Regions from separate parts of the Homo sapiens genome. Here region 1 is linked to region 2. A link is a loop called in an ENCODE intact Hi-C map of the cell type or tissue named here. Cell type or tissue: dorsolateral prefrontal cortex. All regions are shown on one strand. Links, peaks and the distances in the headings refer to the core of each region. The heading gives the core; the rest is flanking DNA.

Region 1 (4,377 bases), core at 115-4,114, 110 kb before region 2:
GCTGAGCTTGTATTCATTCACTGAGTAAACACTGACTGGGCACCTGCTGTGTGCCAAGCACTGGTTTGGGCGCTTGGAGATCTGGAGGGCACAGTGCAGGTGGAGACCCTGCTTGGGGGAAAGACGCTGTGGCGAGGAGACCCCGCTTGGTGGAAAGACGCTGTGGCGAGGCGAGTGGTGTCCCCAGAACGTGTCCACCTGGGACTTGTGAATGTGACCTCATTTGGAAAAGGGATCTTTGCAGATATGTTAGTTAAGGATACTGAGATGAGCTCATCCTGGCTTTCGGGCACATCCTCATCCAATGACAAGTGTCATCGAAGGAGAGGGAGGGGGCTGTGTGAGGACGGGCAGGGGCTGGAGCGAGGTGCCTGCATGCCAGGGGTGCTGGGCACCTCCAGAGAGGCCCGGAACAGCTTCTTTCCTGCAGCCCTGCAGACACCTTGATTTCTGCAGAAGTGAGAGAGACTACATCATGTGGATTAAGCCGGTCTGCCCCAAAGAGCTCATGCCTGTGGCCAGGGTGAAAGTTGCTGTTCAGATGCTCACAGGGAAAAGCCAATGGGACCAGAAGCACTCAATTTAGCAAATCAAGTCACTGCTCTGCTCAAAACCCTCCGAGGCTCCCACGGCCCTAAAAAGCTAAACGCCATTCTCCACAGGGCCCTACTGCCCCCTGACCTCCCTCCCTGCCACACCCCTCCTGGACCCTGCCCCCCCTCCTGGGCATGCTGTACCCGTCCACCAGGACCCTGCGGCCTCCTGACCTCCCTCCCTGCCACACCCCTCCTGGACCCTGCCCCCCCTCCTGGGCATGCTGTACCCGTCCACCAGGACCCTGCGGCCTCCTGACCTCCCTCCCTGCCACACCCCTCCTGGACCCTGCCCCTCCTCCTGAGCTCGCTGTACCCATCCACCGGGGCCTCCATGCCTGCTGTTCCCCTGCCAGGAACTCTTCTGCACGCCCTCTGGTCCGGCTCCCGGTGCATCCTTGCCTTCCACCTCCCTGTTTCCCACAACCCCGCCCTGTGTACCTTTCCTTCCTGGTGCTCACCACTGATTGGCCGGGTGCCACCTGTGAGTCTGTAGAGCTCTTTGGGGGCGGCAGGCAGGGTCAGCAGAGGCTGCGGACAGCGGGGTGCAGAGGGACTGGAGCCACTGCCTGCAGACAGGCAGGACCGTCTTTCTGCTTGGTGTGACCTGGTCATTTCTCTCGGCGAAGTGGCGATCAGGACGGGATCCATGGGGACGGGGTCAGGAAAGGTCTCTGAGGAGGGCATCCTGGGAGATGATCTGCATGCACGGCTGAAGGAGGAAATTTGCAGGGGATGTGAAGGTCATGGCAAAGGTCAGAGCAGGGGCAATGGAGGAGCAGGGGTGGCAGAGGAGCAGGGGTGGTGGAGAAGCAGGGCTGGCGGAGGACTAGGGGCGGTGGAGAAGCAGGGCTGGCTGAGGAGCAGGGGCAGTGGAGAAGCAGGGCTGGTGGAGGAGCAGGGGCGGTGGAGAAGCAGGGGCAGCGGAGGAGCAGGGGCAGTGGAGGAGCAGGACTGGTGGAGGAGCAGGGGCAGTTGAGAAGCAGGACTGGCTGAGGAGCAGGGGCGGTGGAGAAGCAGGGGCAGCGGAGGAGCAGGGGCAGTGGAGGAGCAGGACTGGTGGAGGAGCAGGGGCAGTTGAGAAGCAGGACTGGCTGAGGAGCAGGGGCGGTGGAGAAGCAGGGGCAGCGGAGGAGCAGGGGCAGTGGAGGAGCAGGGGCAGTGGAGGAGCAGGACTGGTGGAGGAGCAGGGGCAGTGGAGGAGCAGGGCTGGCTGAGGAGCAGGGGCAGTGGGAGAGCAGGGCCGGCGGAGGAGCAAGAGCAGTGGAGGAGCAGGGGCAGTGGAGGAGCAGGGCTGGTGGAGAAGCAGGGGCAGTGGAGGAGCAAGAGCAGTGGAGAAGCAGGGCTGGTGGAGAAGCAGGGCCGGCGGAGGAGCAAGAGCAGTGGAGGAGCAGGGGCAGTGGAGGAGCAGGGGTGGTGGAGAAGCAGGGGCGGTGGAGGAGCAAGAGCAGTGGAGGAGCAGGGCTGGTGGAGAAGCAGGGCCGGCGGAGGAGCAGGGCAGCTTGCTGGAGCAGCAAGGGCTGCCGCACTTCCCGGGCTTGTGAGGTGCACTAGCCTCCCACAAGAAGGAAAATCACCACTGATTAAATAACGTTGAGAGGTGAGGAAACACTGCCATGGCTTATTTTGCATTCCTTGCAAGAGCTCTTTTTGACTCATTTTTTCCTTTTTATGGAGGCTCAGGAGTGAGACCTGAGACCACAAGAGAAATGGCCTCGTGAGACCCTGGCCCCTCCTTCCCATTCTCAACCACCTTCGACAACTCAGTCATCGGTGTCTGCGTCTCTGCCCGGTACCGTCCTCCGTAACCCATGGGTGGCTGATGCAGCCATTGTCCCTGTCTCCAGGGCAGCAGCCAGGCCACCGGTTGGTGCCAAGCACGCACATCACTGCAGTGTCAGGGCAGCGTCTCGCCTGGGTGGCTGCATCCCGGCTTTGGAGACGCCGGGTGGCGATCTTGTTACGATCTCGTTAGCCAGATGCAGCGTTCTCTTCATTTTTAAAGAGCAGTGGGAAGGCACGGGAGGGGGTTCAAGCCTGCTTTGGTTCTTGTCTTCAGCTCACCGGGCGCCAGTGGGGAGCACTGGACAGAGACAGGAGTAGGTGCAGGAGGAAGAGTCGGGGGCTCCTGACCTCGGGAGTGGGATCCGGGTGGCCGCGGGGCGATGGGAGACAAAGCGTTTCGGAGTCAAGGCTGGGAGGATTCGCGGAGGATCCGCTGATGGGAGGAGTGGGGTGAAGGAGCAACCACACAGGCTCCGAGGTTGGGCCTGGGCTGCTTGGAACACGGATACCACCTGTTTGGAAGGGACGCTGCAGGGAACGCGGAAGGGTCTGACATCCTTGCACAGAGGGACCTGGAGCGGGATGTCCGGTGGTTGGCTGGGTGCCTCTGGAGCAGGTGAGGCAGGGCTTGGAGACAGCTTGGGAATCACAGGTGAGAGTGTCCCCCAGGGCCCTGGATGAGGTCACCTGTGGGGAGAGCATAGTTGGAAACGAGATGTCGCTGTCACAGCTCCAGGGTGGGAGACAGGAACTGCATTAAACCCAGCAGCGGCTCGCGGTGGGCCAGGGCCGAGGAGTCTGGCGTGGATTCGGGGGATTTCCTGCCATGAGGAACTGACTTCACAGAATAATAATCACAATAGAAGTAATTTTCAGATCGCAAGTGGTTTTCCTTTTTCCTCTTTGTGTTCTCTTTCCAGCTCTGTATTTCATCTTGTCTTTTGCCTTCTTTTCTTTAGTCATGATTCATGGAATTCATGTGCTCCTTTATTTCTTGGAAAACATGAAAGCAGTTGAGGTATACATTTTCTTCTGTTATGGAACAATTATGCCTTCAAAGTGGCATTGGTACCTGCCTTTTTTTTTCTGTTACATTTGTTTTCTTCTTTTGTTATTTTTTTTTTAAAGTCCTGGAATCTTTGTACAGACCTTCTGCTCCTTACTCGCGTTTGTGGTGGGGGCTGTGCTGGGGTCTGCTGTTTTCCCATGTGGGATGGGAGGGCCCTTCTTGACTTCAGTCGCTCTTTACCTGGGTACTGGTGTTTTGTGTCTTTGCTTTTAACTTTTAATTTGATGACTACACATGCACAAGAAATTGCAAACGCAGCATGCAGAAGTCCCCTGTGTCCTTGCCCAGCACCCCCACAGCCACCGTATTGGGGTACCAGGGACCTGACAGTGATGGGCCCACCAGCCTTGCCGAGTTTTTGCCAGCTTTCCTCACACTCATTTGTTGTTCCATGTGGTTTTATAGAATTTTGCCACCTGTGGCGGCTGCCACGCTGATGTCATCGTGTGAATCTCCCTCAGGCTGTCCCCAGTCGCCACCCAGGCTCCTCCCCTTGCCCCACCCCTAACCCTGGCAACCAGGAAGCTGTTCTGCAGCTCTGTGATTTTGTCATTTTGAGAATTTTGTATAAATGGAATTGTGCGGCATGTGACCTTTAGAGATTAACTTTTAAAATTCAGCCTAATGCCCTTGAGCCCCCTCCAGGCTGTGAGAGTGGCAATACAGTCATGCTTTGTGTAATGACGGGGATACATCCTGAGGACTGCACCGTTAGGTCGGTGAGTCAGCCAGTGGGTGGGGAGTGAACGTGAGGGCCTGGGACATGACTGTGCACTGCTGCAGACTTTATAGACATTGCACACTTAGGCTAAACTCAATTTATCGTTAAAAGTTTTCTTTCTTCAGTAAGCTAACCTTAGCTTACTCTAAGTCTTTTACTTCATACACTTTTTGATATTTTTTAACTTTCTGACTCTTTTATAATAACAT
Region 2 (4,377 bases), core at 91-4,090:
AGCCCTGCCTGACACTGAGGCTGTTTGTCTGGATGACCTCCCAGCATCCATCTCTCTGATTTTGGCCACCTGCTCCTGATTCCCTGGGAGGTGGGTCTGATTTTCCCTCTTCTGTCATGGCCAGGATCAAATGCCCACTGTGTGCTCAGTGCTGGTGGCAGAGAGCTGAAGCCCCTGAGTTCCTACTCTCAAGGCATAAATGATCTAGAAAACAAGGATGTGGGTCATTTCAACACAGGGGACAGAGATTTCCAAAGGTGCAGTCATGAAACTGGACTGGAAATGCCATGGGGGGCTTCCCAGGAGAGGTGATACCCCCGCTAAATTGAGAGGAAGGGCAAAGTGCCCAAATCGAAGCACGGGGAGAAGGGGCTGAGGCCACAGGAACGGAGGTGCCAGCAAAGGCCCAAGCACTTGCAGCACGGATACGCACAGATCAGTGCGAGCTGGACGGGCACCTGCGTGGGGATGAGAGGAAGGGAGAGGGCACTGTCCCGATCCTTGGGCCAGGAGCGCCAGGCATCCCAGCTTTGACATGGCTCCTCTCCAGAAAAATCATCAGATACCAGATAAGGCAGAGGACGTGTGTGGGCGGCTGCATGGATGACTTCACACAGGCGGTTTGATGCTGCTGCTGATTGGATCGTGTTCCTGCTGCTACTTTCTGGAGTGGAACTCGAGGGAGAAGTTCTTTAAACAACCTGTTTCTGAGGTTCAAAAAGAGGCTCTGACACTCGGCCACTGTCCCCAGACAGAGCCTCTCCTCCTTTCCCTCCAGGTTCCTGGAAGACGGCCCCCTCTCCTCCAAGCACATCTGTCTCTTGGACTCTGAATTCCACCCCTTTGCCCCTGCAGACCCTGGGCACCCCTGCCTGGCACTGCTGAAGGACCACTCCCTCCCTGGGGACTCCCACCAGACCTGGGCGGTGGCTTCACCAGCCAACATGGAAGGGGCTCAGGGCAAATTGTCCTTGTTTGCAGATGAAGAAACAGAGCCTTGGTGTGCAAGACCAGAGTCCAGCCACAGAAGCAGCTGTGCCCCCTCCACTCCTCATCTTGAGAGACACCTTCCTTACACAATGCTGGGTGACCCAGGAACCCACATATTCAAGACAGAGGCCCCATTTATGGCAGCCGATGGCCCTGGGCAGGGGTGGGCTGATGTCTGCTGGATACAGACTGTAGGGTGCACTGGTTGTCAATTCTGGAATGTCCTGGAGAGCTGTGACTGGGAGGTGACAGCATCACCCACCCCGCTGGACACTTGTTCCCTTATGGGAAAGTCACAGCCCCTCTCGGGTGACCTTCTGAGCTTTAAGGCCTTCCTGCAGGCAGCTGTGTCCTCTGCCGGGCCTCCCCCGAGGTCCCCTCAGTGCTCTCCCATCTCAAGGCCGCACACACGTTTCTGGAGGCCTGGGCTGTCCTTCCTGGAGGTGCTGGAAGGAAGCACTGACTGCTCACCGTGTTCTGTGCTGTTTGATGCCTCCTTGGCCAGGGTTCATGACTTATACCATGTGCCGGATACTGTGGTCAGTGCAGGGTGTGTCATCAGCTTGCAGAGCATGCCCTCGCTGGGATTTGAGGACCCATGGGGCCCCCTGAGCCGATCCCAGCACCTTACTGGAGCTGAAGTACTTTTTCTGATTGAATCGTCATCTCCAGAGGAGCCAGGGCCACGTCTCAAGGTGGCGGAGGCAAAGGACTGGCCCTTCCCACAGATGCATCCGCTGAGTGACGTGCCAGAAAAGCCTCCACCTCTGAGAAGGGGCAGCTCCCCTAGACTGAGCCTGGGGTTCCTGCCACAGGGGAGGAGCCCAGCCGGGCAGAACCCCCAGGGTTAGTCCTGAAGGGAATCAAGGATGGGGAGGAGGAACTGGTGGGGTTGGAGGGACAGCGAGAGTGTGGCTTGGTGGGGAACGGAGAAAGGATCTATGGAGATCTCTGCAGCATGGGTGCCCTCTGTTACACGTCCAACTTGGCCTGAACTCTGATTGCTACTGTTTGGGGGAACAATGGAGCTTTGTGTGGGCCATGATCGTAGCAACACTTCCCAGGATCCAGGGCAAAGCCAGGAGCTCCCTGCTCTTCCCATGGGGGGCCCAGCTTGCCTGCCCTGGATGGGCAGTGTGGGCATCCTGCGAGGAGCCCAGCTGCCCTGGATGGTTGTGAAGGTGCCTGAGGGCTGGGGGAAGCTGTAGGAGGGAGGCCAAGACCCAACAGTGGGCAGCAGATGCCGGGTGGGTAGAGAAAGGCCCTGGATACAGGAGGCAGAGGCCGGTGCTTGGTCTGAGGCGGGACAGGACGGGAAGGGAAGAGAAGGAGCTTTCACCCCTTAGGCAGGTTCCATGTTTTCATGTTCGCTGCAGCAGGCCAGAGCACCCCTGAGCGGACAGGGCTGGGGCCTCGGGCTAGGAGGGGCCAGCAAGGCTGGACATCATGCTTTTGCTTTGGTGCCATTTATGTGACTTTTTCATTAGCTTCATTTAGCCAACCAGGAGTAAAAGAGAAATCAGATGGCCAGATGCTCTCTGGGCTGGGTCCTGGCAGGAGGGATGTGATGAGAGGTCAAGGGCCCGAGGGATTTAGGGTTCAGGTCAGTGTGCTGGTGAATGATAGATGAGGTCCAGGTCAGCGTGCCAGTCAATGATCAGATGGGGCCCAGGTTAGCGTGCTGGCCAATGATCAGATGGGGCTCAGGTCAGCATGCCAGACAGTCATCAGATGGGGCCCAGATCAGCATGCCAGACAGTGATCAGATGGGGCTCAGGTCAGCATGCCGGACAGTGATCAGATGGGGCTCAGGTCAGCATGCCGGACAGTGATCAGATGGGGCTCAGGTCAGCATGCCGGACAGTGATCAGATGGGGCCCAGGTCAGCATGCCGGACAGTGATCAGATGGGGCTCAGGTCAGCATGCCAGACAGTGATCAGATGGGGCTCAGGTCAGCATGCCGGACAGTGATCAGATGGGGCCCAGGTCAGCATGCCGGACAGTGATCAGATGGGGCCCAGGTCAGCATGCCGGACAGTGATCAGATGGGGCTCAGGTCAGCATGCCGGACAGTGATCAGATGGGGCCCAGGTCAGCATGCCAGACAGTGATCAGATGGGGCTCAGGTCAGCATGCCGGTGAATGATCAGATGAGGTCCAGGCTAATAGCCAGGGCTGGGATCCCAGGAGGGCAGGGACAGAACCGTGGGCAGAAGCTTGGAGTTTCCCTTAAGAGGGACCTGGGCTGGTTGGCATCTAGTACAGTGGTCAGGATGAGGAAACACCCCACTCAAGGGTTTAGAACAGGAAATGCAGCATAGTACCTACCTAGTGATGAGAAAAATACCACAAAGGGGAAGAAAAAGACCAGGACAAGCCTATGAAGCTCTCTGATCCTGAGTCCATCAGCTCAGCCACCTCGGGCACCAGCTGGTGGTGACCAGCCACGGGGGCTTAGATGTCCCTGGGATGACGAGTCCCACATGGCCTGGACCCCATGCTGGCGATGTGGATGGCAGACACCCCTGAGTGCACTGACTCCACTTCTCACCAGCCAGATCTGGGGCTTGCTGTGAGACAGCTCTGGAGATCCAAGGCCCCCTTGGGCCTCTCCACTCCCCAGGACAGGGCTGACCCTTCTCAATGTCTGGCCTCACCCACCTCTTTACCTAGCATAAAAGCTTAAGCCAGTCACCAATCGCATCATATCCACATTAGTGGGACGGCAGGGCTCCTGAACACACGGCTTTAGTAGATTAGATATCCTCGTTGGTCAGTGGTGCTGGTCACCAAGGGACCTTCAGAAACCGGGGAGAAGCCATGGGAGTGCAGAGAGCCCGTGTGTGGTCCTGGCATCAGTGGGCACAGAGGCAGGCCCTGGGAAAGTTGCCTGGACTCCTGCGGAAGGTTCTGATCGTGCCCGTTCTCATGTCCCTGAAGCCGGCCCTCTTGGTGTCTTCAGTTCAATGTGACAAGTTGTTTAATGTGGCAAATGGAGGCCTTATCACCTCTAAGGGATGTTGGGTGCAGCATCTCTGTCTGCTTATCATCTGTCACATTGCTGCTAGGATATGCAATCTCTCTCTGTGGGGGTAGCCCGAGTTTTGCTGCTAATATTAATGGTGCATGACATGTGTGCATCTCCATTTCATCATGAAGCACTTCCTCAGAGGTGGTCTCGGTAGTCCTCCCAGGCCTCAGGCAAGACAAGTCTCATGCACTAGGTGCCTCGAGAATGCAAACATGCACATGTCTCAGTCCCCCCACAAGAATGTAAACATGCACACGTCCCAGTTCTCTCTCAAGAATGCAAACATAAATGCATCCCAGTCCTCCCTCGAGAATGCAAACATGCACGCGTCCCAGTTCCTCCCTCGAGAATGCAA

What was found. A loop is a pair of places that touch in the nucleus more often than their neighbours do. Peaks named below come from ENCODE experiments on the same cell type or tissue, not always from the same donor. Only the 100,000 strongest peaks of a DNase experiment are listed, where the experiment ranks them.
Region 1: it touches region 2 in a loop (6-fold over the local background); 1 of 110 quality-filtered maps calls a loop at or near these places.

The regions. Positions count from the first base shown.
Region 1 is chr2:239,927,296-239,931,672 of GRCh38, reverse strand. It overlaps a transcript of NDUFA10 not described here. Among named protein-coding and RNA genes, the nearest start is that of MIR4786, 14 kb to the left of the region's middle. RefSeq lists a silencer at 2,548-2,769. In dorsolateral prefrontal cortex, for the core only: a CTCF peak has its summit at 2,512; DNase peaks (open chromatin) are centred at 2,512, 3,022 and 3,872; H3K4me3 peaks cover 1,923 bases; H3K27ac peaks cover 2,125 bases.
Region 2 is chr2:239,816,510-239,820,886 of GRCh38, reverse strand. No RefSeq gene overlaps it. Among named protein-coding and RNA genes, the nearest start is that of MIR4786, 120 kb to the left of the region's middle. RefSeq lists enhancers at 1,078-1,578, 2,296-2,882. In dorsolateral prefrontal cortex, for the core only: no CTCF peak of the experiment used is centred there; DNase peaks (open chromatin) are centred at 2,016 and 2,666; H3K27ac peaks cover 1,278 bases.